Regions from separate parts of the Homo sapiens genome. Here region 2 is linked to region 1. A link is a loop called in an ENCODE intact Hi-C map of the cell type or tissue named here. Cell type or tissue: dorsolateral prefrontal cortex. All regions are shown on one strand. Links, peaks and the distances in the headings refer to the core of each region. The heading gives the core; the rest is flanking DNA.

Evidence for each region. Hi-C counts contacts between places; a loop is a spot of excess contacts. Peaks named below come from ENCODE experiments on the same cell type or tissue, not always from the same donor. Only the 100,000 strongest peaks of a DNase experiment are listed, where the experiment ranks them.
Region 2: it touches region 1 in a loop (2.2-fold over the local background); 4 of 110 quality-filtered maps call a loop at or near these places.

What each region holds. Positions count from the first base shown.
Region 1 is chr10:47,439,496-47,455,382 of GRCh38, forward strand. No RefSeq gene overlaps it. Among named protein-coding and RNA genes, the nearest start is that of LINC03029, 33 kb to the left of the region's middle. RefSeq lists an enhancer at 12,921-13,884. In dorsolateral prefrontal cortex, for the core only: no CTCF peak of the experiment used is centred there; a DNase peak (open chromatin) is centred at 10,196; H3K27ac peaks cover 458 bases.
Region 2 is chr10:47,355,100-47,370,986 of GRCh38, forward strand. It overlaps RBP3 (retinol binding protein 3), which reads left to right. Exons shown (of 4, transcript NM_002900.3): 3 at 277-419; 4 at 2,003-2,782. The coding sequence ends at 2,358. ZNF488 (zinc finger protein 488) reads right to left here. Exons shown (of 2, transcript NM_153034.4): 2 at 10,397-13,838. The coding sequence starts at 13,730. The coding sequence ends at 12,708. Among named protein-coding and RNA genes, the nearest start is that of RBP3, 15 kb to the left of the region's middle. In dorsolateral prefrontal cortex, for the core only: CTCF peaks have their summits at 6,295 (motif pointing right) and 6,500; a DNase peak (open chromatin) is centred at 6,322.

The DNA of each region.
Region 1 (15,887 bases), core at 8,888-11,387:
TGGTGCCACCATGAAGAGCACTTTCCTTGAGTTCATGCTCACCATCCCTAGCAGGGACGACCACCTTTGCATCCACAACAGTGTATGGTGGGGGAGGTGGGAGATGAAACCCCTCCTAACATTTGTTCCCAGTCATCAATGATGCCCCTGCAGCAGTTGGCCCACACCCACATACTCTTTATCCTAAGAGGGGCTTTGGCAGGCTGTGTTTCCTTTCCTCTTCCTTTAGGGGCAGCCCACCCCAAGGGTTAGATCTCCAGGGAGTCCCACAACTCCCTGGGGACCAGCCATGCTAGCCAAAGTGAGAGCAGGGGGGGATCTGGTGGTACAGTGACTCAAGGGCAGAAAATTCTCAGTCAGGGTAGGAGCACCATCAATGCACACTCAGTATGGTGCCCACAATCTCAGTTTGCTTCTGAGGGCAATGTGAGCATGCCTCCACAAGCTGGCCAAGCAGTTTGCTGTCCCTGGGGAGTTCTCAAATAGCTACCAATAGTGTTTCCCTGGGTCAAAAGCGAAAAGGTGCTCTCCAAAAGTTGGGCGTTCAGTAGATTGTCACAGAGGAGAGAAGAGCAGAGAAGCACTCCCACCTACACTTTCCACAGGGCTCTGAGTTCCTTGGGGGTTGATCTCTGCGAGACTCTTGCTGCTTTCCTTTTCCATGCCTCAGCTTCTTTCTATGGGCACGATGACAGGTCCTGGCTCTTTTCCCTCTGTTTTCAGTTCAGAACTTGTCCATTTAACAGTAACTTAAGACCTTCTTCCTAAGGAGATCTGGCATCCAATGTCCCTAGTCCGCCATCTTGAAAAAAATGGATTATCTTTTCAAGTGACCAAAGACTGAAAGGGAAAGATGTTTTGGATCTGGTGTGCTGCTTAAGGGGGTTTACTCCTCAAGGTGTCACTCTTGTGTCACTTCTTCTCTTTTACATGGCTCACTAAATCCAGGAATCATGAGCACTTACGGCACTGGAAGAACAACCCTTCTTATGTGCCCACCAGGGTAAACAAGCTTCACTGCATGTTCTTCTTGGAGATTACCTGGGGGACAATCGCATGTTACAAGCCATGAACTCAATCGCATGTTACAAGCAATGAAGTCAAACACTTCTGCAAGACCTTAATTGCTTGAGGTTCCTTTTGGCAAAGAAGAAAACTTTCCCTTATCCCAGGACTCATCTTTATCCTCAAAGAAAGTTTCTCATTGGTTTTGCTCACTCATAAAGTGACTTTACATACGCCAAATGAACCAAGCTTCAGCGTTTAGCCAGTTTTTAAATAAAAAGTATTTATTTCTTAAATACTTCTTAAATATTTCTTATGCTATGAAACATTCACCTCCTCTTTTCAGAGAAGGAAACTATTTTCTTCCCTGACCAAAATTGTGGTGAGAGAAAAGGACGTACAAACTCTGAAGGGTAGTTCAACAAGCAACCTGCAACCTTAGAGAAAAGTAAAAATCACAAATCCATGAACAGCAGAATTTTTAATATATATGGATATATTCTAATATATATATTCTAATGTTGTGTGTGTGTGAAACTCCTACCTTAAAAGCAGAGCTTCAATTCTAGCTCCATCAAATGTGGAACTGGATCACTAAAATAATGTCTGAATCTCAAACCAAAATTAGAGAGATTCGAAACCCAAGAGGAGCCATGGCAGAGATTCCTGTCAGTCCTTGCAAGTTGGGCGAATGAAAAGGCATTCATCTTGGCACCAAAGCCTTGGTCGATGACATAACAGGAGGGATCAGTTGAGGCGCACTTTGAGTCCCTTCAAGGTGGCCGAACGTCAATCTAAAATAATCAAAGGGTCAAAATACAATTTAAAGAGAGTTTATTCAAGCACAAAGTGTAAGGATAGGCTGACCAGAAAGCACAGAGTCCAAAGAATGGAGGTCAGTATTCCAAAGTGTAGAAGTTTGGGATCATTCATATAGACAAATTTCAGGATGTTTAACAAAATCTTAAAAAGGTGTACTGCATACTTACAATGGTCTGATTAGTTGAGGTGGTCTTTCTTTTTGGGAAAGGTAGATTTAACATTCCACACTGAAGATGTAAATATCAAGGTATTTTGGTTACCGTCTGGTCTCAGAAACAGGACAATAAAGGAGGCAGGTAATTGATAACAAAGATCAGTGATTGGACAGAGGGATGTCTGATCTCTGGTCTCTCCTAGTCATTTATAGAACTAGAACAACGAGGAAGAGAGTTAAGCTATAATCTAAGAAGCAGAATTGCAAGCATGCTACATGACTCAGTTTCCAGAGCTTAGCGTCCCCTTTGGCATAATATATTTAGAAGATCCTAAAATTTTATTTTATTTTTTTACAAAAACAAAAAGGACCAGTCATGAGCCACGTTCTTACCACCATGAAAACTCTGGGGAAATGCTGGTGGCACCTGAAGCCCTGGAAGCAAGCTCTTTGGGCAGAATGATGAAAAGAGCTCACCAAGTGGGCCTTGTAGCTGAGATGAGCTTACAACAGCTGCAGACAGCAGGGGCTGAGATGGAGATCTGAAAGCAGAAGCTCCAGGCACCCACATCCCCAGCCCCTAGAAGACCCGACCATGTCTCAGGCACCCTCCCTCACCCCTCTGCTTTGAGGGCTCTTCTCTGCATCTACTAACTTTGCACGCCAAGGCTCAGCTGTCTTCTAAGCCTGAGCCTCAGCTCTGATCTTGCCTCTGATAAACTGCCTTCCCTGAAGCTCCGAGGGAGGGAGCACTCTGATCTCAAAGCCCCAGAGCACGAGCACTTGGCTGAGTCTCTTTCCCCAGCACTAAAGATAGACATTTTCTGTCTCTTTCTGTCTCTCTCCTCTTCTGACACAGGTTTGGGAGCTCTTTCACCTCACAGAACCATTGTCTTCCCTTCCCCAGGTCACACCAAGCTCAGAACTGAATTCAAAGCAAGAATGACCAGAATGTCTACAGGTTTGGCCCAGACTTCAGCCTGGAGGTACAACAACAGCCTCTCTCTACCTCTTCTCAGGGCTCAGGACGGCTCAAAAGCACATTCCACCTTCACCGCCACTCCTAACTACGAGCCAGCTGGGCCCAGAGCCCGGAACATACCACCAGGATGTACCAGGACAGTCTATGCCTTCCTGGAGTGGCTCAATCATGGGCAGCCTGAAGCCCCCTCTTCACACCCTAGAGACGGCATCCAGACTCCAACCTAGGCCCAAGGAGGGCCTTCCTTCCTGGTCAGTGATCTCCTCTGTTCCTTATTGGGCTGATCCAGGGAATGTGTCCAGTGCAGCCCTCACCACAGACCCTGAGGATCAGATCATCCCTCAGGCTCCTGGCTCAGTCTGGGCCAAGGATCTGACCACGGGAAGCACAGGAAGATGAGCTCCAGGCAAACCCAGGAACCAGGGCCCGAGCAGGGAAGCTCTCCAGTGGTTTGGGAGTAACCATCACCAGGTCTTGAATGCTGGTCCAAAGAGGGGCAGGGCAGTGTGAAGAGCAGGAGCCAGACCCAGTTCACATCCAGCTTTATGAATCTCATGCTTTGTAACCTGGAACAAGTAACTCAACCTCTCTGTGCTTCAGTTCCCTTCAGTAAACTGGGATAATAGTAGCATTTACTTGTATAGTTACTGGGAGGATTAAAATAGTGAAAACGTGGAAAGTTCTTAGTCTAGCAACTGGCCCACAGGAAGACTCAATACGTATTAGTCCTCATTATGTTACAAGGAGGAGGACAATCTTAACAATTTGCTTTCTCATGGTTCCAAGGTGATGACCAAGGAGGGTATCTTTACTCCCTGTTAGAACAAGTCAGGGTTGCCCACACAACCTTGTCAAACACACCCAGCAGCATTCCTGGCCTCAAGTGACCAGCAAATGAAATGAATGGGTTCCATGTCCAGACACAGTCTGGGGGGCCCATGGGCACCATTTCGATGTGCCTTGTGCAGCCCTCCTCAGCAGATGCCTGACATGGCTCTCTGAAGAGCCATGATCCCAGAGGGCAATTGTCAAGGGCAAAAGCCATGGCCTTCAGCCCACTGGGAAGGTCTCTGTGCCCCAGCTCACCCAGCCCCTGCACTGGCACCATATCTATGGCACCTGGTTGCAGCTTGGTGAATAAGGTTGCACAAAGTATCCTGACTGCCCTGAAAAGCAATGTGGTCATGAGGAAGCAATGCAGCTTAGACACTGCCTCCAGAAGGCATCAGGATCCTTCAGCTCACCTCAGCTCTGTCCCCAGAAACACACCCAGATAAGACTTCAGTCTCCTCCTGGGGGAGGGGTCCTGGCAGCCTTATGGGTTAGGGGATGGCCACTGTGGGCCACAGAGAGTTTGGAATCTGGAAATAAAACGGTATTTTTGATGTAGGAGGAGGAGAAGCCAGGGATAGTTTTAGAGGAAAAGTACAAAAGTTGGAAGGACATGTGCTGGCTGAGTACAGGTCCTGAATTGAAACATGAGGTGGGAATGGGGCCTGGGCAGGAGCTGGTGGAATGGGAAAGGAGCCCTGCTTTAGGGGGGCACACAAGGGTAAGGCAGGTGAGAGGACCATGCTCTGCTCATTGAGGGAAGGTGCCTGAGACCAGGGAATAGAGAAGAGGAAGGCAAGAACAGGCCAGAAAGCAGCCCAGGACCCATGGTGGACATCCCTTGGCCACTCGGGGCTGCAGTCAGGCCTTTCTGGGCCCTGGTGGGGATGGGATGAGGGCCGTGTGTTGCAAGGCAGTGCAGGCTGCTGGCAGGTGACTTCCTCCCCCTGGATGCTGTGTTTTGGCTTCTCTGTGCCCCACACTCTGGAGAGACACAGGCCTGGCTTCCCCAGATGCCCACTGAGGCTGCATATGAGCCTGACACTCCCAGGAGGAAGCAAGAGATCTGACCACAGACAGAGCCAGGACCAAGGAGAGGGAGGGCAGCACCAGGCAGGAACTCTGGGATCTTTTCCCCCTCAACACTGGCCACTCAAGCACGCCCTTCATCCCTGTGCTGAAGCCCCCTGCTGCTTCCTGGTTGGGCATGGGGACTGGATCCTGCAGGCAATGGGGAAGCATTTCTAAAGGGTGTGAACTGAGTAGGGTGACCTCTGAAGATGGGTAGCTGGTGTATCTGGAACCATCTATCTCCCCTTCCTCCACACTTTTTGATACTGTCTTTCCCACAAACCTCTTTTATGTTATGTAAATGGTTTGCCCTGCAGCCTGTATTGGGTAGAAAACAAGGCCCTTGCCATCAGGTTTCATCATCAGACTTATCCAGTACGTTAGTCACCTTAATGGTGTGGACAAGTTTGGAACCAGCACTGGGGGAAAAAAATTTCATATAATGCCATCCATTTAGACATATGACCCCAGAGCAAGGTAGAGCATCCCCCATCAAATCTAGTACAGGATAGATTCATCTTATAAATGCACAGAGCTGCATGCACCAGCAGCCCTGTGGTCCTAACACCTCAGGACCCACCTCAGTCCTGGGGGACCTTCCAGATTTGGGGCAACGTCAGCTATACAAGTCCTGTTTTTTGACGTGGCTTCCCATTCCAGTCTTTTTTATAGACTCTGTACTATATACTTTATTTTTTAACCAAATGATATAGTTTGGATATGTGTCCCCACACAAATCTCATGGTGAATTGGAATCTCCAGTATTGGAGGTGAGGCCTAGTAGGAGGTGATTGGATCATGGGGGTGGATTTCTCATGAATGGTTTAGTACCATCCTCTTGGCATTGTCCTCACAATTATGAGTGACTTCTCACAAGATCTGTCTGTTTAAAAGTGTATGTCACCTCGCTGTCTCTCTCTTGCTCCTGTTTGTGCCATGTGACATGCCTCCTTCCCCTTCATCTTCTGCCATGAATGGAAGCTTCCTGAAGTCTCCACAGAAGCCAGGTAGACATCAGCACCATGCTTCCTCTAAAGCCTACAGAACCATGAGTCAATTAACCTTGTTTTCTTTATAAATTACCCAGTCTCAAACATTCCTTTATGGCAATGCAAAAATGGCCTAATACACTGACAAATAGTACTGTTACATATTCATAGGATACACACAACAAAGAATGAAAGAGATTGACAAAGATCTACAGGATGTATAGGACACCATTAGGTGAACAAATATTAATATTATGAGAATTCCAGAAGAAAAGCAGAAGGGGAAAGATGAGGAAAATACATCTAGTGAAATATTATTGGAAGACTTCCCAAGTCTTAGGAGAGAGATACATCCAGGTCCAGGAAGTTCAAAGAACCCCAAACAGATTCGACTCAAACAGATCCTCTCCAAGGCACATTATTGTCAAAATGTCAATAGTAAAGACAAAGAAAGAATTCTAAAAGCAGCAAGAGAATAGTCAAGTCATATATAAGGAAATACCCAGTAGACTAACAGCAGATTTCTCAGCAGAAACCTTACAGGCCAGGAGAGAGTGGGATGATAAATTCAAAGTACTGAAAGAAAACCACTAACAGCCAAGAATATTATACCCAGCAAAGTTACTCTTTAGGAATGAAGGAGAAATAAAATCTTTCACAGACAAGCAAAAACTAGGAAATTTATCACAACTACACCTGACTTCCAAGAAATGCTCAGGGAAGTCTTGTATCTGGAAATGAACAGATAATAACCACCATGATGAAAAAATGCAAAACTATAAAACTCACTGGTATAACTTATACACAAAGGAGAAAGAGAAAGGAAAATCATTAGATAAAACAACCCAATCACAAATATAAACAATAAGAAGGGAAATAAGGAACAAAGTCCTTTGGTCTTTTTGTTTCAGGGGCACAGGAAGTCAAGGAGCCCTGGCACTCTAATTGAGCTGGTTTGCTGCTTCCTATAGCAAAGAGACAAGGGGAGACTGAGTCAGGGTCGGGGGTATGGAGCTGTGGGGGCTGAGTTTTCCTGAACTCAGCCCTGCCTGTTGAAGGCTAGAGTGCCCAATACAAGAGAGCCCACAGGGCTATGGTTAGGAAGGCCTGTCCTATTGCCTGTCCCTGACCTCAGCTGCACATCCCTGTGTTGCAGTTAGGCTTAGGGCTAGGAATGTTGGTCCACTGTTAGAGCCTGAGTTGCCTTTGCACATCCATGGGAAGCTTCCTCTCTCACCATCAATGGTCCAGGTGGGGCCCTTGGTGAGGTCACTTAGGCCTGTGTTCCCTGAGACTGGGATGAGCTCAGAAGGCCTTGAAATCTCTAGTCAACATCACAGTGAGGAATGAGCAGGACAGAGACCTTGCCTGGCCCCCTCCTCCATCCAGGAAGCCCTGCACAATGAACAGTGGCTCCTGGAGAGCTTGGAAGCCGATTTTTAACAGTCAACCCCACTCCATCTCAACCCTCTTTTTACTTTTTTTTTTCAAAAAGAAATATGTAGGGCTCTTTGTACATGTTGCCAGCAGGAGAAATGTTCATACTGAGAGGATTTGAAAGGGCACAGACCACTAGAGCACAGATAATGTATTCAAGTTTCTTAAGTTCTTAGAACATTGCTGGGGTCATCTCACTGTCCAGGCTCAATATTTCTTCATTCCTTTGAAGGCAATTCAGAAGATGGAATATTTCAACTCTGGATGTAAGCACCTGCTGTCCCCATGGTGGTCATGTAGGGGGAATACCAGAGTCCCTGGGTGATTTATACTCAGCACCTTCTTTCTCCTGGGCTGATAAATCTCAGCCTGGGGGCCACCATTTACATCGTGGGTATGAGCCAATGTGAGTAGGAGCGGGTGACTCAGAACAGGTGGCAGGTGTCACTCTGGAGCCTACTGGGGAAAGGTGTCCCAAGTGGCTCTCCCAGGGCCACCCCATCATCTAACCTGCCACAAGTGAGTTGGGCCGACCCATGGCCACTGCAGAAGTGATTGACCAGCAGATCGTATAAATCCCACCACACCAGAGGGGAGGGCTGAAGAGCTCCTCCGCTCCCCAAGAGTGGGCTGCTGGCTGGAGAAGCCTGTGGCCCTCAGAGCCTGACATTCTGCTGCCCCCAAAGCAGACAGACATTGTCCCCTGAGCCTGGGATCTGCTGCATCCTCACCCCCTGGCCGGGAGTCCAAGCCACCTCCCATCTCTGTAGATAACAACAATTGCAGACAGCCTGGACCATGTGTTTGCAGTGGAGAATGGCTTCAAGGCCCTGAGAAGCACCATTGATGCCATGAGTGGGCTGATGTGAGGGGCTGAGGCGCCTGGCTCCTATGGCCAGAGGCTCACTCTCCCTGCCCTGCTCCACCCCTCCTGTGTTCCAGCTCACATCAAAGGCCTGCACTGCAGTTAGGTCTGCGGAGCCCCCACTGTGTGTGCAGGAGGTAAGAGCTGAGGAGGCCCTGCTGAGGGCAGAAATGTCTGTGCCTACGTCTGGGGGTGAGGAAAAGGCTGTGGTTTGTGTGTGTTGCCTGTGTATGTGGTTATGTGTGTTTGTGGTGTGTGGGTGTGTGTGTACTACATGTGTGTGGTATGTGATGGGCATATGTGTGTGCATTTTCTGTGTGGTGTGGCACATGTGTAAGTAGTGTGTGTTTGTGGTGTGTAGTATGTGTGTGTTGTGATGGTGTGCATGTGCTGCGTATGATGTGTGTGTGTGGTGTGTGTGGTATGTGACATGTATGTAGTATGGGTAGCTGTCTGTATGTGTGTATAGGGGTGTGCAGTGTGTGAATTTGGTGTATTTGTTGTGTGGTGTGTGTGAGGGTTCAATGTGTGTGTGTTTTGTGTCTAGTGTGTGTTTTTCTGTGGTGTGTGGTGCATTGTGTGTGCTATTTTTGTGTAATGTGTTGTGTGTTTGTGGTCATGTGTGTGTTGGGGGTATGTGATAGGTGGTATGTGTGTAGTATGTATACATGGTTTGTAGTGTGTATGGTGGCTGTGTGCGTGTAGAGGGTCATGTGTGATGTGTGGGTGTTTTGTGTGTGGTATGTGTGTGGCATTGCATGTGTGTGTGTGTAGTGGGTGCGTGTGATAGGTAATGTGCATGTGGTATGTGTGCATAGTGTGTGGTGAGTGTGGTGCTTGTGTACATGTATAGGGCTATGTGTGATGTGTGTGTATTTGCTGTGTATGTGATATGTGGTATGTGTGGCAGTGTCACTGTGTATGTGTATCTTGTGGTGTGTTGTGTGTGGTGTATGGTATGTTCTGTGTGTATCAAGTATGTGTGTCTATGGTGTGTGAGTATGTGTATGTGCTGGGTGTGTAGTGTGTGTGGGGTGTGTGTGTGTGTGATGTGTGTGTGCTGTGTATGGTGTTGGGTGCATGCTGGGTGTGTGTGTTGTGTGGCAGAGAGGGGAATGTGTGCCCTTTGTGTGGTGCGTGTATGATGTGTGATGTGTGTGGTGTGTGTATGGGATGTGTGGTGTGTCTTTGGTATTTTTGGTGTATGTGTGTTTGCTATTTATGTGTGTGTGTGCTTTGGGTATGTGTGTGTGGTGTGATGTGTGTGGTATGGGGTGGGTTGAGTGTGTTTGTGGTGCAATCTGCATGGGTGGGGGGGTGTGGATGTGTGGCCCACATGAGTGTGAATGTGAGTGTCTATTGCTGTGGGGGGAATATGCAGCGGTGGTGGTGTGAGTACCTGTGTACAATTCTTGTGTTGTTACCTCACAACAATAAGTTTAACCCTAAAGCAAGAAAAGACATGTGTGAGAAGCTCTCAGGGAAACACCAGCAAATGGCATGGAGCAGCAGCTAACCCAGACCACAGGCCAGGAGCAGCCAGGCCTCCTCTCAGGAAGGCCAGGCAGGTGCAGGAGCTGAAATATCTGTGTAATTTACCACATCAACAAAACGAGAAACAGGAACCAGGCGGTTATCTCAGGGGATGAAGAACAAGAAGTGGGGGCGTCAGCATCCTGTGAGCAGAAGGAAACCTCCATAGCCCAACAAAGGCGTCCACACAAACACCCTCAGCTCACCTTGGCCCCACAGGATAAATCACAGCATCTGTCTCTGCTGTCTGGGACATGGTGAGGATGCCCTCTTACCATCCAGGGTCCTGGCATGGGTGGTGACAGCCCTGTGTGGTCCTCTGTGATGACCTCATCTGTCCTGACCTCTGCCTGTGTGTGCTGGGGCTCTGCTTGACCAGCATTTACACAGCTGCAGCTGCTGGAGAGGAAGGGAGCCCTGGGCATCCTCCCTCCATGGGGACAGCATAAGGCTGGGTGCCACTGGCCCCAGACCAGCAGCTGGGCTCTAGCCTCCCTGTTTCTCACTGCAGGGTGCCCTGGCAGTAGGCTGTGGGGACAGACACACCATACATGTCTGAGCTCTGCTCCCCATGGGCACACTACCAGGAGCAAATTGTCCAATGTCAGCAAGCTCCAGCAGTGCCTCCCATGAACAGAAAGGACGCTGTTAGGCCTGTCTTGAGTCCCAGGGCACTGAGCTCTGCGGGGACTGGCACAGGGCTGGGAGCTGGTAGGTCCCAGAAACAGGAGCTGCGCTGACACTTCCATGATTGGTCCTGGGCTCTGTCCTCGACCCTGCCTCTCCCCGATGCAGAGCTGAGGATGGGGGTGGAGTAGAGAGTTCCCCTCCCCGTCGGGGTCTCTTTCTGTTGCTCCTGATTTAAAGCTGCTCAGTCGTGCAGCCAGTGTGACAGCTGCGCTCCTCTGATGATGTCCCCTGGACATGCACAGGCTGTGGCGTCTGAGCAGCCCTGGCAACCCCAGGTGAGGATGTGAGTCGTCACTCCTCCCTGGAGGCAGCTGAGTCAAGGTGACAGGTGCCCTCTGCCCACCAGCTCGGCCCTCTGCCTCTGCTCACGTGGCCCGGCAGTCACAGCACTGACCTGTCAGTTGGCCGACTTGTGCAAAGCTGCCCCACATGGAGGGTGACAGTCACAGCAGGGAAAGGCCAAGGCAGAAGCTTGAACCCCAGATGCAACAGAATGAGCCCTCTCAGCAGGCTGCCACCAAGAAGCCAGGAGGGTTCTAGGGAGCCCAGGAAGGAGGCCAGGGACAGAGGCAGAATGTAACTTGGAACCACCCGTTCCATGAAGGTCCAGAGCAGCCCCTAGCCCTGCTCAGGGTAGCCGAGTTGGGCTGGCCAAGGTGTGCACCACCCAGGCTCAGATGTACCTTCCAGTGTCCAGCTGGCAAAGGCCCTTTAGAAACCTGAGCAGGGAGATGTTGAGAGTGCAGCCTGGGAGCATCACATTTGGAAGCAGCTGCTGTTGGCCTCAGCTGTGGGAGAGGACCCAATGCTTGCACTGAGGGGACCCAGGCCTGGGAGCTCAGCACAGGGCACCAAGCTGGCCTTTCCTGCTCTCTCTCTCACAGTCTCAGTGCCCCCACAAGTTTCTTCCTAAGGAAGCATCATGGCCATTGGATGGGTGACCTCAGAGGCCAAACAGGAGATACCATGAGGAGGAGCAGGCCAGGACAAGCCAGCTGAAGTCGGCAGTTGGAAGGCCTTGGAATGAAGGTGGGCCCTGCAGCTCCCCATGTGAGGAGGGTGAAGCCCCAGGCCCCAGCCAGGGGCCGACATGGAGGGACACCCACTATTCCTGCCATTCCCATTTTACAAAAAATCTAGAAATTTGCATTTTTAGAAAGAATGTTCAGGTTTGAGACAGGGTCTCACTCTGTTGCCCAGGCCAGCATGCAGTGGCACGATCATGGCTCACTGCAGCTAAATTTTAAAAATTTTCGTAGAGACAGGGCCTCATTATGTTGCCCAGGCTGGTTTTGAACTCCTGGGCTAAAGCGATCTCCCCACCTCAGCCTCCCAATGTTCTGGGATTACAGGCATGAGCCACTGTGCCTGTCAAAGTTGGGCTTTTAACTGTGGGCTCCCGTTTTTGAAAATCCTTGAAAGCCTCAGAAAGCATGTCGGCAGGCCAGCTTCACCCACAGCCCGCCTTGAAGGTGTGACACTGCAGAAAGACAAGAAGCAGGGTTCAGAGAAAGCTTTCCTTGGGTGCATAGACCAGGGGCACCCCAGGCGTCAGCAGGGATTGGAATGCACAGGGCCAGGGCCAGGAGGCGGGGTGGAGGCCAATGCCCTTGGCAGCTGCAGACCTGTGGGAACCCCAGCTGGCTCCTGGGGCCAGCCCCACCTGCCCTGTGTCCCCTGTGGTGTTTGTCTCAGGGCAGGAGCCACAGTGGTGGAAGGACACACTCCCTGAGCCTCAGAGTGGGTGCCCGGTGGTCCTTGTTGGATCAGGAAGAGCAGGAGATGGGGAATCACCTGTAGGTCTCTGGAATCGCAGCTAAAACAGGGCTTCTGTGATGGATTGCCCTGAGCAGGGTCCTAAGTGGCTCGCCTGCCGCACCCGTGTCCTGGCCCTGCCGCTGTGGGTGTCCTGCCTGCCACAGGCACACAGAAGGACAGGGAGGAGAGACCCCGAGTGTTCAGCAGCCCTGAAGAAGGCATCGAGGCCTGGGTGCTCAGCTGAGGCATGAGACATGGTATCTTCAGGCAGCCTTGTGGCTCCACTTACACCTGACATCAGGGAGGGCCTGGCTGAGTGCACAGCCTGTACCCCTGGGGCCTGAGAGAGCACCACAGATTTCAGGGCGGGAACATCACGCTAAGCCCACCCTGTGCAGGGGCCAAGTGAGACCTTTCCTGGGCTCCTTGCTTCAGGCATGGTGGGGAGAGGGCCCTTGAGTACTCAAGGTCCAGCCGCCTCCTCTTGGACCCTCAGTGACACCAGGTGAAGATTTGGCCCAGCGGACACACAGACATTGGTTGAGACACAGCCGCTTCCTCACAGCAGCCTCTGGGAATTCAGTTTGGGGGAGGACCCCCAGGAACAGGGAGGTTGGAGGGGAGGCAGCCACCCATTCTTCCTCACTCAGCCTTTGAAGGGCCCTGCCCCCACTGCCTCTCTGCATCTCCCACCACAGTCCTCCCCCATAGACTTGCTTTCTTCCCCCTCATGCCCACTTCAGTCTCTCTCTCCCAAACCCACAGCACAGGAGGCACACACCCAAGCCTCCCGTCTCCCACAGAGGGGAAGCCTCCTCCCTGCTCCCCGTCAAAGCTGCAAGAGGGGCCCAGGCCCCCTCCCGTCCTCAGTGTCCTCACCTCTCCTCTGTGCTTCGTTCCCTCTGGGCTCAGTTCCAGGCATCTGCATTGGAAGTGTCCTCACCTCCCCGCCTATCAGCTCTGCAGTGCCCTAGGGCTGTGCCACCTCCAGCACCATGGACACTTGTTCCTCCTGCCTCCCTCCAGCTTCCCAGCCTGGCCTGGAACTCAGGACTCCACCCAGTGGCTCCCCTGTCTGGGCCCACCAACTTCCCTGCGCTAAAGCCTCAGCACTCCCCGTGGCTTTGACCCTGTCTCCCTCCCCCACCGGCCAGGGCGGAGAGGGACACACAGAGAGCAGCTGCCAGCATAGGCAGGTGTTCACAGGATACACACACTTGCCCCGCCAGCCCCTGCACCCAAGGAATCCTCACAGCCACCTCCCAGGGAAGGAGGCAGGGCAGAGGGAGGGCAGGGGAGGGAGAAGATCAGGGAGGCCGAGAACTTTCGGAGCACAAGGACCTGCAGTAGCAGTGCAGCCAGGGGCCGGAGCGTTCAGGGAAACAGTCATTGAGATCAGGATGGGCACTGAGTGGTGTCCTGACCAGCCTGCCATGTGTGCTGTCAGGCTCCCAACCAAGGTCTCAGGGAGCCCCTCAGCTCCCTGGAGCTCCCTCTGGCCCAGCCCCTCAGGCCTCCCTTGGGGGCTCAAAGCAGCACTCCCCTGCCTAGTGTGAGTGTGAGCTGCAGGACGATGCTGTCCTCCATGCAGTAGGTGATGAAGGACAGCCGTGTTCTCGGGCTGGAGAGGAAGCACGTGGCCCTGAGAAGCCAGAGAAACAGCCAGGGCGGGTGACACCCATTCCCCACCTCCCACCTCAACTCTTCTGCTTTGGGGCCCCTTGCTAGATATAGGGAGGTGAGATAAATGTAGTAAAGCACTCTGAGGCCTGTGGAGAAGAGGGGCCCACAAAGGAGAGTCAGGATGGCAACTCGCTGCATCCCCACAATCCCAGCACCCCCAAAGACACTTGCACTCACCACACACACATGCACACACACACCACACACATGCACCACCACACACACACACACACAATCACACAGACACACATATGCACATCACACAGACACACATATGCACATATGCACACACACACCACATGCACACACAAGCACACACATGCACACACACCACATACACCCCGCACACACACATATGCACACACATGTGCACTCACACACTCCATGCTGAGCATGCAGGAAGACAGACACACAGCTCTCACAGCTGGTCTCCCTCTACTGGAAAATTCTTTGCCTCTTCACCCCATTCCCCTCTCCTCTCCCTCATCCCTCCTCCACCTCAGAAACCCAGCAAACAAGGCAGAGCAGAGGGAACACAATTCAGGCCAGACCCACAGCTTCCCCACACCATCTTCCCATCACCTGCATTTACTGAGGTCAGACCACAAAAGCCCTCTGGGGCCACCATGCAGCTAGAGGGTCCAGTGAGCTGCTGGGGTCCTGAGTAGTTTGAGGAGAGTCCCCTAGAGTCCCGTAAGCAGCAACTTCTGGTGCAAGGGCAGCCTGGGGCAGGCCGATGTGTGGGGCAGCCTGCCAGCACCTGCCACCCAGTGCTGGAGGCCGGGAGCACTGGAGAATGGAAGGACAGCACGGCTCAGCCAGGACCCAGGGGCCCATCCAGTCCTGACCCTGTGCACAGGCTGGAATGCTCTGTGCCTTCCCTCCTAGCGTGTAAGCATGGTTAGGTCCTGGGGGTTTGGATGTGCTCAGCATCCTGCTTGGCACATGGCAAGTGCTGAATTCATGTTATTTCACATTCTCCACCTGTGCCCAGAGACCTTCCCCATCCTTCCCAGGCTTGAGCTTTGCCCCCACTGGGGTCCCCAGCAGAACCCTAGGAGAGTGGGCAGGGGCATGTAGCAGGAGGCGGCTGAGAGGACCCTTTGGACACTCACTCCCACTCTCTGAAAGAACAGGCTCAACAAGGCTGCCAGCCCTCAGCGAAGCCCATCCATTGTCCAACCAGATGCCAAAGGGGGAAATCACCACCCTCTGGGTTGTGCTAAAGATCAAGGGGGAAAGACCTATCCAGCGCATCTCGGAAGTCCCTAGGCTGGGCAGGGAGGATGGACTCCCCTTCCCTTCCAGCAAGCAGGGAGCTCCTCTCATTGCTGGCTTTGCTTAGAAGTTGGTGGGCTGGGGTCTGCATTCCCTAAGCATCAGCATCCAGAGGGAATGAGAAAAATCAGAGGGAGTTCAATGGTTGCCTCCCCAACGGGGTGAGCTGAGGATGTTGGAGTGAGCTGAGGATGGTGGAGTGGGCTGAGGATGCTGGAGTGAGCTGAGGATGGTGGAGTGGGCTGAGGATGGTGGAGTGAGCTGAGGATGGTGGAGTGAGCGGAGGATGCTGGAGTGGGCTGAGGATAGTGGAGTGAGCTGAGGATGCTGGGGTGAGCGGAGGATGCTGGAGTGACCTGTCCTGCTAGACACTTCTCATGTGCTCCTTGTGCACAATATCCTGTTTCTGGTTTCTGTCTCGGTCAGCAGTGCTGCAGGGCAGATGCTGCTCAGGTCTGTCTTTGGAGTTATTCCACCTTTTGTCTTAAACTCTCTGTTGTGTTTCATTTCTCATTGATGAATTTTAGAACTTTGGTCCTTTTAAAACTGCATTTGTATTAATTAGCTGTTCTTGTCATATAATTTTATTCCTTTATCTTGTTTAAACATTTCACACTCCCTCATTTAAATATTCCTTTTAGATCACTCCATTCTCTTTACTTTCTGGGACTTGAATCTCCTTGTTTCTTGTATTTGCTGCCTCTCTTTGGGATACCTGGGAGTTTTTCCTCTGCGCTCCTCTTCAGTAGAAAATGACGTTCCATGAGAATCCTGGTTTCCCTGGATGAG
Region 2 (15,887 bases), core at 4,974-7,473, 88 kb before region 1:
GTCAGGGCCTTTAATATATTAACATGTATTAATTACATAGCAGAAGGAAAGGATAACATATTTGATCACTAAGTTTCTTGTTCTAAAGAGACTAGTACTCTTGGAAATACTCTGGAAAATGCCAACCCATGGAATTCTAAAGGAGGAAGAGGCACTAGACTGAGGCTGCCAAGAATTAGAACCCTCCATGGGACAAAGATCCTGGCCTCCCCGAGGGGCACACAGGGCCTCACTGTGAGCTCAGCCCCTGAACAGGCTCTGCTTCCCATCCTTCAGGTTCAACATCGGTGGCCCCACATCCTCCATTCCCATCTTGTGCTCCTACTTCTTTGATGAAGGCCCTCCAGTTCTGCTGGACAAGATCTACAGCCGGCCTGATGACTCTGTCAGTGAACTCTGGACACACGCCCAGGTTGTAGGTACGTGGAGAAGCTTTCTCCTTTCTGCTGTCATTCTAGAAGCTTCTGGGAAACCAGGGAAAGACAGCTTGGGTGTAGGTAAAAGTCATAGTAACCAGAATGTAAGGCCCTGTCCTAGTCCAGGCACTAGATGTGCATGATCTCGAATCCCTGAAAAGCATGTATCACTATGCCCGTTTTCTAGAGGAAAAAAAAGGGGGTGTTGACTAGGTCAAATATCTTTTCTAGGGTCATGCAGCTAATAAGTGAAACCCAAAATGTGAATATTAGTTTGTCTAATACCAAAATTTCCCCCAGGCTTAGCACCATAATCACCAGCCTGCAGGACAAATGCAGAATTTGAAGGATTCTCCCCGCCCCTCACCAACCCCAGTGGGCATTGCCAGTGCTCACAGTACTTGAGCTCTCAAGCCACAGTGCCACAAACTTGCCTGGAAAGGTCATGATGCTGATCGGGCTTCTGTTCCCCGCCCTGGGCCCAGAGCAGTGGCTATAGGAGCAAAGGCAGGCCCTGAGCTTTACAGAACCATAACTCTCAAAGCCCCATTCCAGGGTGGATGGCCTCCATCTATCTTCCCTGCCCAGTGTGTAAGACCAAGGAACTTGTGCTCCTACCCAACAAGAAAGGACTGGAGAGACCGATGGGGGTGTGCCTGTGACCAGAGAAACACCCCACCATTTTCATGTCCATGCTTCTGTAATACACAGGCATTTTGCTGTAGCTCCTAGGACATACGTTCAATAATATTACAAGTGTAAATGCAAATCAGAACCAGGTGAATTCTAAATTCAAATAGATGTTCAAGACTGGAAGTTAAAGATAGACTCAATTCTGCAGATAATGAGGCCCCAAAACCGCAAGGTCCAATATGGGAGCCACAAGCCACCTGCGGCCACCAAGCATTTGAAATGTGGCTCTCCCAAGTTGAGATGTGCTGGAAGTGTGATGTGCTGGAAGTGTAATGTGCATACCAGATTTTGAAGACATTATGAAAAGAAAACCTCATTAATAATTTTATTTGATTACATTTTGAAAAGAATGTATTTTGGATACATTGGCTTAAACAAAACATGATTAAAATTAACACCATGGGTTTCTTTTTGCTTGCTTAACATGGCTACTAGGGAACCTAAAATGACATCTATGGCCAGCATTCTGGCTCACGTTGCATTCCTGTTGGACAGTGCTGTCCTGGAGAGTTGTTCTTATACATCACAAATTGGGCTTTTCTGAGTCCAAAGTGAAAAGGAAGTCAGGTCGGTTTAGGTGTTCTCATTATTCATGAAGAGAGAGGATGCTCCTTTCTCAGGAGAGTCAAGCCTTTCCTATCACTTGGCATAAAAAGGCCTCGTTGGGAGTTGTCAAGCACTGAAATCCTCGTGATTGGGCATGCATTCTTGTCCCCATTTTACGGATGCAGAAATCAAGGCTCAGAGAAGTCAAGTGGCTCACAAGTGGACACAAGGACACAGACCTAAACCCCCGGGCCTCCTCCATCACTGCAGGCCCAGGCAGGATAGAGAAGACAGGTGCTCCAGGGTCCTGACATGACCCCCATCCTGAAGGGCCTTATGTCTTCCAGGTGAACGCTATGGCTCCAAGAAGAGCATGGTCATTCTGACCAGCAGTGTGACGGCCGGCACCGCGGAGGAGTTCACCTATATCATGAAGAGGCTGGGCCGGGCCCTGGTCATTGGGGAGGTGACCAGTGGGGGCTGCCAGCCACCACAGACCTACCACGTGGATGACACCAACCTCTACCTCACTATCCCCACGGCCCGTTCTGTGGGGGCCTCGGATGGCAGCTCCTGGGAAGGGGTGGGGGTGACACCCCATGTGGTTGTCCCTGCAGAAGAGGCTCTCGCCAGGGCCAAGGAGATGCTCCAGCACAACCAGCTGAGGGTGAAGCGGAGCCCAGGCCTGCAGGACCACCTGTAGGGAAGGGCCCCATAGGCAGAGCCCCAGGGCAGACAGAACCTCTGGGACACACACCAAGGGCACTCCTGCAGGTGGCCCGGCCTGAGGTTCCCAGGAGCAGCAAAGGGGCCTGCTGAGCTCTGGTTAGGTTACAGCTGGAGGTGTGTATATATACACACACACACATGTATATACACATATATATGTGTATGTATATATATGTATATATATATGGCTTTCCAATAACCACCTAAATTTTAACAAAGGTTCCTTCTAAGTGGTAGAACTTGGGGTGGTATTTTTACCTTCCTTCTTCATACTTTGCTCTTTTTCTTAAATACTCATTAATGTGCATATATCATTATTTTCAGATGCAGCTATCATTATTCCAAAATACAAAATAAAGAAGATAAAATAAATTATATACCCGAGCCATTAACCACAATTTAGTGATCACTAGTGGTTGTTAAATCTCTTCTTTTCATGAGTTCTCCATTCACATTATTTAGATCTTCTGGATCTGCCCTGCTGACCTCTATGGACAGCTGATTTTATTTAAGATGTGGTGCAAGATGCTGTGGGGTCAGCAGGTGGCAAAGATCTTGTGGATCTTAAATAGGGAAAGGGCTGGTGCGGCCCTTCTGCTGGTGATGTACATACACTGGCTGTGTCTCTTCTGAGCCTCATGCCGGCTGCATAGCTGGCCACTCTCATCTTCTACCCAGGAGCCAGCTGAGACACAGACAAACTCCGCAGCTCACCCAAGGTCACACATCCAGCATGGTGGACCTGTGTCCTCCTTTGGGCCACCCAGCATTTGCAGCACCTTTGGATGATCAGAGAATCACTGCCCATAGGAATCAGTAGGAAACAGTGATGTCAGCCTTGCCTGGGTGGGAAACCAGCCCAGCCACTTCCCCAGCTGAGTGGTTCTGGGCAATTTGTTTCACTTCTTTGGGCCTCAGTTTGTTCACCTGTTCAATGGGAGAAATAATACTACACTTGGAGTTGTGAGAATGAAGTGAGTTAATCTAGTGTCCAGCCAATGTTAGCTGTCATAATTTCTCCACCACAAAGCTGAACACTCTGGAAGCCCCACTTTTCCAGCCCTTCTGGCAGTAGGGCATGGGCATGTGATCCTGCCTTGGTCAACCAGAAGCTCCTGTGCAAGATGTTTAATCTGGAGCAAGTGGCCAGGGAGCCTGGGCAGCGGCCATCTGCCAGAAGCCTAGTGTACAGGGACAGCACAGCCATGCCCTGTGCTTAGCAGGGACAGCAGCAGCACCCTCAACAGGTGCTTCCTCGACTTCCTGGTGTGACTTTGGCTGTGGTCCTAGTGGAGTGACCCATTGTCCCAACCCACTGCTCAGCCAGGTCCCCCAGCCTGCCCATCTAGGACTGGGCACCATCCGGGCTCCCTCCTGAAATCCCTGTCTGCTTCCATCCACCAAAGACTTCATTTTTCTGTAATGAACAGCACAGTCTGGTGCAGCTGGTTAAAGGGTAGGTGAGATCTGAACCCATAGCTGTACAGTTCCAAAGATCCTTCTGTTTCCACCACATCATGAAGACACCCTGGGCCTGATCTGGAAAGGGGGTTTGAGATAGAGAGGAGCGAGAGTCCTCTGCGTAGCAAAGAACAGGCTCAGCCTTCCTAAATGCAAGCTTTCTTGCATTGTTACCTGCTTGCAGGCACAAGACTGGAGAAAAAGGAAAAGGAAAACAAAATCCCATCAGGTCTCTTTTCTGGTGGGACAGCCAGATGGCCGATAGCTGCCTAGAAGTTCAGATGAGCCCTGGGCCCCTTCAACTCTCTATGCCCTGGTCTGAGCTCATGGCCTGCACCCTGCCCAACCCTACTTACCTCCAACTCACATCTTGCACACAGCCACACCTCCTTCCAGACACTCAGACTCCCTCAACTCTGTCCCCCCACTGCTCACCCAGTGTCCACCAATGATCAGGACCCAAGATAAGTTAATACCTGAGTTAATGTCACTCTGCTCTGCACCCAGCCTGCCATCGTCTTTCCCTTCCTTGTCTTGGGGTCCCAGCTTTGTGCTTAAATCCCTGACACAGCTTCCTGCCCCATCTCTGTGGCCTGACCTGCAGCTAGGGGTTCATCTTCACTGGAAGGGCATTGTTAGGTGATGCAGACACTTCTGGAAGGTCATATTTATCTGTCCCTCTTGCAGATGTGGTGAAGAGGTAAGTCACCCAGTACCAAGCAGGGGTTCATTTGACTGGCATCCAGGGGTGCTGGAGTGCCCCCAGGAGTCAGCTCAGCCCTGTTGTGACAGCATGTATAATAAATGGATTATAAAGGCCCTGGCAGGGACTCAAAGCTGGCTCTCTGGGGCAAGACAGGCCTAGAAGCTTCCCTATTGTTCACTATCAAAGCCCAGGCCACACTCTGGGCAGCCAAGCCAGAGTCATTGGGTAGAGAAAAGAACTCAGGGTATACTGGGCCCATCTCTCCCTGCCTTTCTTTCCCCTCCAGGGCAGATCCTGAGGATGCCAGGCCAGCCACAGGGCAAGTGGTGGAAACAGAGCTGTCTCAGACCTGGTCCCTGGCGCCAGAGAAGACTTGGGGGACTGGGTGTTAGCAGCAGGGGCAGGGCATGGGCACAGTCCACTCATGGGCATCTTTGCAGTCTGACCAGGAACTGACAGCACAGAGCTGGGGGGCATGGTGAGGGTGGTGACTCTGAGTGCTGGGGGCTCATTTCCAGATGCTCTCAGTCAGCAACAAGCCATGCCTCTGCCAGGCTCTGTAAGGAGAGGAAGGAAAAGGTGATCTTCACCTCCAAGTTCTTGCTGGAGACGTGGTGACCCCCATCCAGGGAAGGAGGGGCCAGGGACTATTGCAGTGATATGCTTCATACATAGGGAATGCAAAAGGACCACATGGGGACCCTCGCGGGCCTCCTGCTTTCAGGCTGGGCTGAAGCAATGAGGAAGGAGCTTCCTCTTCCTGTGTCCCTGTGTCTGCCCCGCACAGGCCTACACAGGAGAGGGCCCTGACTGTGCACCAGAGGGCCCTGGTTACCCACACAGCTGTGATGCGGTGAAACGATGTGACTCAGAAAGAAAAGCAATGCAACCGGTTCACACTCCAGGCCAGGAAACCCACCTCCAAGGTCCCTGCCTGGGGGCACCCACCTCCCATCTCCTGGTTCCTATGGGATTTAGCTGCCACCTGGCCTAGGTACCCTCTCTGCTTTGCTGACCAGGGCTGCCAGCACTAAAAATAGCCTCCTAATCCAAGCAGCTTAGAATAGCAATGGGATCAGACGATAGTGGCTTCCTCCGTCTTGCCCCAGGAAAACACGAGATGGCAAGATGAATGGAAAGAAAGCGTTAGAGAACCCCTCCCATTCTCCCTGCAGGCACTGCCTCCCCAACCCCCTTTCAAAACCGGTTTCTGGGCCGGGCGCAGTGGCTCAGGCCTGTAATCCCAGTACTTTGGTAGGCTGAGGCGAGCAGATCACCTGAGGTCAGGAGTTCAAGACCAGCCTGGCCAACATGGTGAAATCCCATCTCTACAAAAATACAAAAATGAACTGGGCATAATGGCGGGTGCCTGTAATTCCAGCTACTCGGAAGGCTGAGGCGAGAGAATCACTTGAACCTGGGAGGCTGAGGTTGCAGTGAGCTGAGATCGAGCACTCAGGCTTGGGCAACAGAGCAAGACTCCATCTCCAAAACCAGAACAAAACAAACAAACAAAACGGTTTCTGAAACTTCTTCTCTCCTAGGAAGTGTCACAACCCAACCCATGTTGGAGAATGGCTTATCTTTCAAATAAAAGGTTTATCCTATGAGGTTCTGATCTTGCTATGCCATCTGTAGACCTACCACATGACTTCTAAAAACACAACAAAATTAGGCAAATGACAAGGGTGTGTGATTCCCTCTCTGAAGGGAAGTGGCCTGCAGGAAGGCCTGCTGCCTCCAGATGGCGCCATCACTTCCCAAGGGAATGAGGAGTGCAAGCCCGGCCTGGGGGCTACTCTGGCCGACTTTCACCCCTGATAAGGGCTCTCTCTCCGTGCTCACAGGAACAGGGTGGTACGGCTGAGGTTAGAAGCGCCAGGCCCAGCACCGGCCTGTTCCAAAGCTGGGAGCATAACAGAGTAAGGGGTCACCGGCTGGTGGCGACCCTGCACCATCACCACCACTGACATGCTTCCATGAATCTATGTCACTTTGGCCATCAGTGTTTGCAAAACTATTGTGTCAGTTGACAACAAATTTCATATAAAGACCTGAACTCTGGCCTTTCTCGAGGCCTGCATCCAGCCTGGCTGTGCAGTCTTCACCCAGGCATTGAGCTCCCCACCATTGCCACTTACAGGCAGCTCCATCCACTCATTAGCCTACTTCAATAGACATTTGAGCTTAGGATCCCTGGCCTAGAGATGCAGGAATTGGCAAGAAGTTGAATTCTAGGAGCCCACCATTGTAGTGGTTTTACTCCTTTCCCAGGTAAAAACAGAAAGAAAACTTGACATTTGTTAAAATCGAGAACCAAAATGAATCTGAATTCAGAATGTCTTAGTTTAGCCTCATTAGCATATTTTGAGGACTTTTATAAATCTGAATTGAATGGCTGCCGCTGGGAGATAATTTATTAAGATAGAATTTGCCATGTTTCCAGCTACTGTGGATATTTTTCCTCCTCTGTTCCATAAGGTCAGCCAAGACTTTCTGCTCATCGACTCAGTGTCTTCGTGTCACATGCCTACCAACAGCTTTGCCAGAAAGCCACCAAGGCCCTAGATCCTAGGAGAGTGGAGAACAGAAGCAAAGCTGGCCAGAACAGCAAGGGGACACCCTGGGGCACTAAGCGACAGGGTACAATCTTGAGGTGGGGCATTGAGGAGCTTTTGTGAGCTTGAGAGACAGGTTAGGAATTCAATAGTGACAGGGTGAGTATCTTACCAGGCCCACAGGATGGGGTGCTGAGCGATTCAATTAGACATAGAGAATTTAAGGAATGTGGTAATTCTTGCCCAGGATTGTAAAATTAATACCTGCTGATGTGATACATTGTGGCAACATCTCATGCCAACTCTTAACTGGCATATAGAAGGTGACTGCCTAGTCCATCTGGGCTGCTATAACAAAATACCATAAACCGGATGACTTATTAACAACAGAAATTTATCGCTGACAGTTCTAGAGGCTCGGAAGTTCCAGATCAAGGTGCCAGCAGCTTTGGTGTTTGGTGCCATCTTCCTAGTTGGGAGATGGCAACTTTCAGCTGCATTCTCACATGGTGGAAGCAGGGAACTAGGTCTCTGCGGTTTATTTTAATTTTTTAGAAACTGGGTCTCACTGTGTTGCCCAGGCTGGAATGCAGTAGCACAATCATAGCTCACTGCAGCCTTAAACTCCTGAGTTGAAGTAACTCCCCCACCCACCCCACCCATCTCAGCCTCCTGAGTAGCTGGGACTATAGGCACACACACCACCATATACAGCTAATTCTTGTATTTTTTGTAGAGGGGGTGTCTCACTATGTTGCCCAGGCTGGTCTCAAATGCCTGTCCTTGAGCAATCTTCCCACCTCAGCCCCGCAAAGTGCTGGGATTACAGGCATGAGCCACTGCAGCCAGCCACTGGGGTTTCTTTCTTTTTTTTTTTTCCCGAGACGGAGTCTTCCTCTGTCACCCAGGCTGGAGTGCAGTGGTGCAATCTTGGCTCACTGTAAACTCCGCTTCCTGGGTTCAAGCAATTCTCCTGCCTCAGCCTCCCAAGTAGCTAGGATTACAGGTGCCCACCACCACACCCAGCTAATTTTGTGTGTGTGTGTATTTTTACTAAAGATGGGGTTTCACCATATTGGCCAGCCTGGTCTCAAACTCCTGACCTCATAATCTGCCCGCCTCGGCCTCCCAAAGTGCTGGGATTACAGGCATGAGCCGCTGCACCCAGCCTCTTTTGTAAGGGCACGAATTCCAACCTCCCAAAAGCCCCACCTCCTAATACCATTACCTCAGGGGTTAGGATTTTACATAAGTTTTGGGAGACACAAACATTCAGACCATAGAAGTGGTAGAGAGAGCTTGAGCAAAACCATGATTTAACATGTCTACTCTCCAGGAGATACAGGAGGGCAGAAATGGAGAAGGGCTAAGAGAGGATTTGACTCCCAAAGAGACTCTGGGAACCCAGCCTGGTGATAATTGGGACTGCAATATTAACAAGCTGTAAACCCATCACTTCCACGAATCACTTTTGAGTTTGTCCATTTAAATGGCAGGCTGTGAGCAATTTGGATCTACATCCATTTTTACCAAAATTAACTCCAACTTAAAAATCAGAGTTGGGGGAAGATAGTGTGTTGTTTTTCATAACTTCAAATTTTCCTAAATGCCTATCCTGCTTGGGAATGGTGTAACTGGTCAAGGTTACTAATAATTACATGTGAGGCCGTTCTAATCACATGCAGTGTAAACTGTCGTTTGGCCTAGCTGAGGTTCCTCATGGATTGTGGATGGGGCAAGGTCCAGACCTCTCAGTGGTTCTAAACTTGACCTCACCACCACTTGCCCTGCAACGCTGAGCACATCAGCTCATGTCTGTGGACCTCAAAGTCCAATGTTGTACAGGGAGGGTGTGGTCTAGAAATCTAAAGTCCCTTCAGTTCTAAGTGTCTATCATGTCTTGGCACATTTCTGCCTTTCAAAGAGATTTCACAGAAATTACAAACCAATCAATTAAGCCAGAGAAGGACAATTGTGCACAGCATTTGATAGATCCTAAAACCCTCCCGAGAAGCTGATTTGAGTTGTGGCAATTGCCAGGCCAGAACCAGGCATCTCACTCATTCATTCATTCGACAAATGTCTGTTGAACACCTACTATGTGGCTACATTTCTCTAGATGCCAGCAATGCTGCAGGTAAAAAAAACCCACCAAAAATCCCTCACAGAGCTTACATTCTAGTGATAGGAGACACGGTAAGCAAGACAAATCAGTCAAAGACTTAGTATGCAAGATAGTGAAAGTGCTGGAGAAGGACGATAGGAAAGTGTGTGTGTTTACGAGTAGCAGGTGTGAATTGAAATTTGAGACAGGGAGCCTACACCTGCTGCTGTCCCAGTTCCTGAATCATCCAACCACACTGGGCTGGGCAGACAAGTGGCAGGCTAAAAAGGACATGAGCTCAATCTGGGGTCCTGGAGTCTTATTCTTGCACTGATGCTCCTGAGCCCATGGTCTTAGGAAAGTTCTTGACCTCTTGGAGTTTAATGTCATCTGCAGCAGAGTGGGAATTATTAATAACAATCTGCCTCCTGGCTGCTGCGTGTCAAGTGCATAGTGTGGGGCCTCATGCCGAGACCTTGAGTTGCCCTTTCCTGCCTCACCTGAGACAGCACACGGGGAGGCTCCCATAGCTTCAGCTGCCTTCTGTGCTCAGCCTCTCCATGTGTAAATGACACCCCCACACAGCACCTAAAGGGGCCAGCAAGGCTGAGCTTTCCTTGTCTTGTCTTAGTGAGCAAGGGACCTCCCAGTGTCCCTTTGGGAATGATGATGCTTTATTGGCACCTGCAGGGAGCACCCTTCCCTCTTCTAGATGTGGAAGACAATGAGCTCAGGGGGTCCAGGCCCCCTCCTCCAGGCCACGCTCCCCACTGCAGCTGGAGAGTACCCCCAAAGTGCCTCTCCGAGCCAAGCCCTCAGTCCCCTCGGTCCAAACCGCTCTCCCGTGAGGCCCTCCTACCCCTGCCCCTCCATCTCCTCCTCACACCCTGACACAATTGCAGACTCTGGACTGATCTTTCTCCTCAGCCACTGCTCCCCTGCCTGCATCACCAAATCACCGGCACATACTTGCCTTTGAGGCTCAGCTCAAAGTGCCCAGGGATGCTGAATAAATGAATGGAAATGGACCCACTCACTCAATCCCTTGCCTGGCCAGGGAGACAGCGTAGGTGAAGGAAGCTCAGTACACATGGAGCCTTCCAGCTGCATGGCAGCCTCCTGCAACCCTCCACAGCCAAAGGAAGATTGCACACATATTCAGACCCAGCTTCTCACACAGAAATTATTTCCACAATATTTATTATGCACCAACAATATGCCATGCCCTGTTCTGGGCACCAGGGATGCACAGTAAACAAACCAATCTCTGTTCCCAAGGAGCTGACAGTGTGGAGGCAGCAAATCAACAAGACGACAAACAGAAAGATGGTTGCAGATGGTGAGACATGCTGTGAAGGAAGCAACAGGGTGATGCGGCTGAGAGAGGCAGAGGCTGCAGGGCTGCTTTACGGGGAATCTGGGAGACCTCTCTAAGGAGCTGACCTGCGAGAAGAAGCCCTGTGGAACCATAGCAGGAGCAGCACCATGAAGAGCTAGATAGAAAATGTTGAATGAAGCCCAGGCTTGAGAAACGGCACCAGAGCTGTGGTCAGAACACGGGAGCAGACAGTGGAACAGCAGCGAGGTGGTATAGCGGGGTCCCCTCTGCCCACTGCCACCTGTGGGCCTCATAAGGGCAAGCTCGGCCCATGAAGGTAGCAGGTATAGCTTCAGGGAAGTGTCAGAAACACTGGAAGTGTTATAGCATCATCTGCAATTGACTCATTGTAGAAATGGAAAGGAAACAGCTCTTGCCTTCCAGGGCTATTGTAGGACTCACTATAACATCTGTATTCTTCCAGTGCTTATGCTATTGCCTGGCACACAGGGAGAGTGAAATGAGTGCTTGCAATTAACATGAGGCAGGGACTTGTTCATGAAGCAGCTGGCAGGTCCTGCTGGGGTTAGGCCTGTAAGTGTGAAGGGCAGCCACAGGGTTGGAGGCATCATCTGAGTTACACTTTCAGAAGATTATCTGGTTGTGTGTGTGTGGACAATGGATGCGTGCATGGTGAGAGGCAGGAATGGAGGGAGCGAGGACATCAGAGCAGCCAGGTGGGAGTGCTGCTGCCTGGAACGGTGGACAGAGGAGAGCAATAGAAGAGGTGCAGTCTGGGAGGCTGGCTGAGATCCCCACCTGCTCAGCTGGGCTTATTCCCAGCCACAAGCCTGAGATCTGTGCTGGGGACTCATTGGAGGGCTGGAAACTGCATATCAAAAGAACAATATCTGACAGTGAGGTGGAAACCAGTGCAAAAACGACACTGGCTTGGAAACTCCCCACAAAGGGCTTTCACGCAGACTGACCTGTGGAATGTCAAAGAGTACAGCCTGGGCTCCACACATCCTTAGGAACAAGGGCTGATGCGGGTACCTACAACAGCTACTGACCGAAACGCAGTAGATAATAAATGGTACCTAGAATGCTCCCCAGCCTCACGATCTGGAAGCCTAGTTTTTGCACATGTCCTATTCTTGGAAGGTAAAACAGCATGTGTGTAGGTGGTGGGGAGGGGGTTCTATTTCCCCGTATTCATATACTCACAATGTGAAGAACTATGGACCAGGTATTGGCTGGAATTACCTGTCCCAATTCCTCACCCTCCTGTGGAGGGGATGGATGGTCACTCCCTTGTCACAGCTTCACCAAGGGCAGCCTACACTTTTCCACTCCTTAATATTGGGCCTGGTCCTGCCACTTGTATGGGCTGAGAGGACATTGGCAATGTGACCCAAGCAGAGGCTTGAGGTGTGCTTGTTAGACTCACCCTCCTGTGTTCTTGGCATGACCACGAGAGAAGCGTGCTCGCTCTGGGTAGCCCACCAGCCGAAGAAGAAAACGAATATGACTTGATCAAATCTGAGACTTGCTGCCAAGCCCAGCCAAGCTCAGCTTAACCTGAGCCAACCCACAGACTCACGACTTAGGCAGATGCTTTAGCTTGTCTGCCATGGAGATCTTGTTAATAACAATAGCTAACTAGTACAGACATCATCACAAACCTTGTTGACTCAGTGCTCAGGGTCTGCAGGCAGAATGCTGGCCACTTTCCACACACCTTTCATGTGACCTGAATGCCAACCTAAGACACAGTGTTATCATCTCCATTTCACAGATGAGAAAATGGGGACTCAGCAGGTTAAAGCTCTTTGTCCAGGGTCACAGCTAGTATGTGAAAGAGCCCAGATTCGAATCCAGGCTTGTGTGCCTCCAAAGCCCATGATGTGTGCCAGGAGTTGCCCCTGCTCTCTGTGCCTGTTAGGGCCTCTACCCTGGATTTGCAAAGCCCATCACTTTATTTCAGGACTTCATTTCCTTCAAAACACATCATGCAGGTGTGGCTTTTTCAAATTATGCCTGAGCTGTTTATCTATGAATGCCAAAAGCAGCAGCTCTGCAAAGGACCATGACAGCCCCCTCAACGCAGGCCCAGGGAGCCCCCCTCTGCCAAAGGCTGGCTGCTGCACCCAGCAGGTCATTCTGCGGTCACCTGCTAGCTGTGAGAAGTCATGTGCCGGGAGAGGTGGTGGCGCTCCCGGAAGTGCTCCTGGCACACAGGGCAGGCAAGGGCCTCTTCTCTCCGCTTCTGAGAATGTGGGTCAGGCCCCGCATGCTCCTTTTTGTGGTGGGATCGCATGTGAAAGACCAGGTCGGACGTTAGGCGAAAGGACAGGTTGCACTTTGCACACCAGTTCTGGGTGGACAAGCCCAGGGAGGTGAGGGTGGGTGGCAGGAGGGCCCACGAAGTGGTGGAGGATGATGAGGGTGGGGGCACCTGGGCCTGGGTATGCTCCAGCCACAGTGTAGGGGCACCCAGAAAAGTGCTACAGAGTGGAGCATTCTGTGGCAATGCTTGCAAGTTCCACAAATCACCAACCAAAAGCTTGGGAGTTGAAAGTCGACCCCAACAAGCGAGGTCTGTAGTGTTGAGGAGTCCAGACAGCTCCCCCAGGGCATCTGCAGATTCCCCTGCAGGGAAGACTGAGGTTAGCTCAGGCCTCTCTGCTGGTCGCTTGGTTGGTTTGCTAAAGGCGCTTCTTTGCTCACTTCGTGCTCCGCTGGGCCACACAGAGAAGACTTTGCTGCCAGCTGGGCCTCTGGGGATGTTCTGGGTCAGCTGTGGGGCACCAGGTTGGCCTGTGGGGTCATCGTGCTCCCTCTCCTGGGCCTGAGCATCCACCTGCCGGTCCTTCATCCTCGGCAGCTCCGTGAAGGCGCTCTGCCTCTGCTCTCCACGTGTCTTCGGGGGCAGCGGCTTGCCAGGTCGGGGCTTGCCTGGGGCTACCAACAGTGCCAGCTCCGCACTGCCCACATCCCGGCCCGCCCTGCCCACAGCAGCCTCAGGGCCCAGGCGGTTCGTCTTCTCGAGCAGCACTGGCTTGCAGCCCCGGCCCAGCTCAGGTTCGCTAAGTCGCCATCTGTTTTCAGCCGATGGGCTCAACGGGGCTCCCTTCCCAGCTGCCATGGTGATCACCAGGGCCGGGGCCACAGATAAGCAAGGTGGCCACTCTGGCATTCATCAGTCTTTGGGGGTTTGGGGTTCTGGAGGGCTTGGCCCAGCAAGGAGCCATGAGATATGGAAGCTCCCCATGACACTGGGCTGGACACACTCGGCCACAGGGCCCTGCAGAGAGAGGAAGCGACAGGCAGTGAGATGGGCATTCATCACTCAGGCACAGTGCATCATGAGCTGGCATCAGACAGGACCCTGATGCTCAGGCCTCCTCCGCTGTCTGTGGGATGGGTGTGCTGACTGCACCACCTCTCAGGAGACAAGGAGCATGGATGGCACCATCCTCCAGGGCCCACCTCCCTGAGGCAGAGTAGGGACTGAGGTCTCTGCTGAAAATGCCCATGGGCAGCAGCCTCTACAGCTCAGTAGAGAGAAACGTAGGATTCCCCTGTCAAAAGTGGTTCCTGGGGATTAACCAGGCATGAAATGGAGAGTCTGCAGGGGAAGGGAAAGAGCCTGCTCTGGGGGCTGCATTAGGGCCTTGGGGGCCCTTCAGAAGTTTCTGGGTCATCTGTCAACAAGTAGACTCCATCATGAGGAAGCCATGCACCCTCAGCCCCTGCTCCATGCTCGAGCTACCTCTGGCCCTGGCTGAGTGCTGAGGGCACAGGGAGGCCGCAGCATGAGGGTCGCAGTGTTGGAGGACCATGGACTTCATGGTCTTTGCTCCTCATGCAGCCCTCTCTGTCCCGACCCTAATTTCAACCCATTGCTCCTCGGTCTACCAGACCTGCCTCCCAGCCTGGTGGCCCCTTTGTCCACATCACATGCCCTGTCAGCTTCTGCGCGGTCTCTGATTTTCTCAGAGCCATGCTTCTTGTGAGAGTCAAGTGTCCCCACTCTTCCCCCAACTCCCAAGTACATGTGGGCAGCTTCATTCCCATCGTACCTGTGAACTCATTCCAAAATGCACCTCAGGCACAGTCTCCCCTTGAGGCTTGCCCAGTGCTCTCAGACACAGACAACACTCCCTCCTCCATGCCCTCACTGTCCTGGGCACCAAAGGCCTGCATGCACCACGTGCAACATTATATTTACTTGTTTGTGGTCTGCTAGAAGGCAAACTCTAAGAACCCAAATATGTCAATTCACCTTCACATCTGTAGTACTTAATCAAGCCTGCAACAGGACAGGAGCTCAGGAAGCCTTTGCTGAATGAATGAATGAATGAATGAATGACAGGACAGCAACTGTTAGAAAGAAGTCAACTTCCTCCTCCCAAAGAGTGTGGAGACCTGCTCCTGCACAGAGAGGAGAATGTGAGCCCTCCATATTCCCATAGGGCCAAGGGAGGAGACATCCGCATGGTGAGAAGGGCGAGGAGCCTACTGCAGCCTGCCTCTGAGCTTCTCCACCTCCTGCTCCTTCCCTGTGCTCCTTGCTGGGCACTTGGCCCCTGCCCAGTCCATAGCTCAGGCGCAGGTGGGGAAACCACTAGCTGTAGCAGAAGGGTATGCTTTGCTTTCCAACTCTGATGTAAAATCAAACTATGAAGCTCCACCAAGGGCGTCCAACCTATTCCCATTTCCTCATCTCCCCTTGGTTCCAACCCCAGTGAGAACCCACCCAGCTTTTCCTTAGGGAAATAGCCCACCAGCCTGTATTCTGAGAGCTCTCTAAGAATACAGCTGATTGGCCTGTGGGTGCCAAGAGTCACCTTAAGGGTGGAGGTCACACAAGGGCCTGGAACTCTGAAAGTACTCTCCCTCAGGCGCTGGACTAACAACAGTCTGACCATGGCTGGAAGAGGCAGGCTGAAGGGTCAGATCTGCCTAACAGGAGAGGGAAATGAGGCATGGTTTATAGTGGTGAAAGCAACAAGCAAGTAAATGCGTAACTCCAGAGACATGGTGAACAAAGCAGGATGCATACGCAAGACGAAGCACTGTGCAGCCTCGGACAGTGATGCTCGCTATGCTTATGAACGAATGCTGAGGAGGCAAAAGGACAAAAAGATTATAGATTTGGTGTAACCTATTCTATGCACACACACACACAAAATGCATACACCAAAGGAAAAACCCCAGGAGGAAACACAGAAAATGACCACCAGGTCATTTGTTCATTGATTCCCTCTTCCGTTCATTCCGCAAGCATTCACTGAGAGCATGCAGCATGCGGGCCCTGTGCGAGGCGCGGTAGTGACAGTGGTGATGAGGC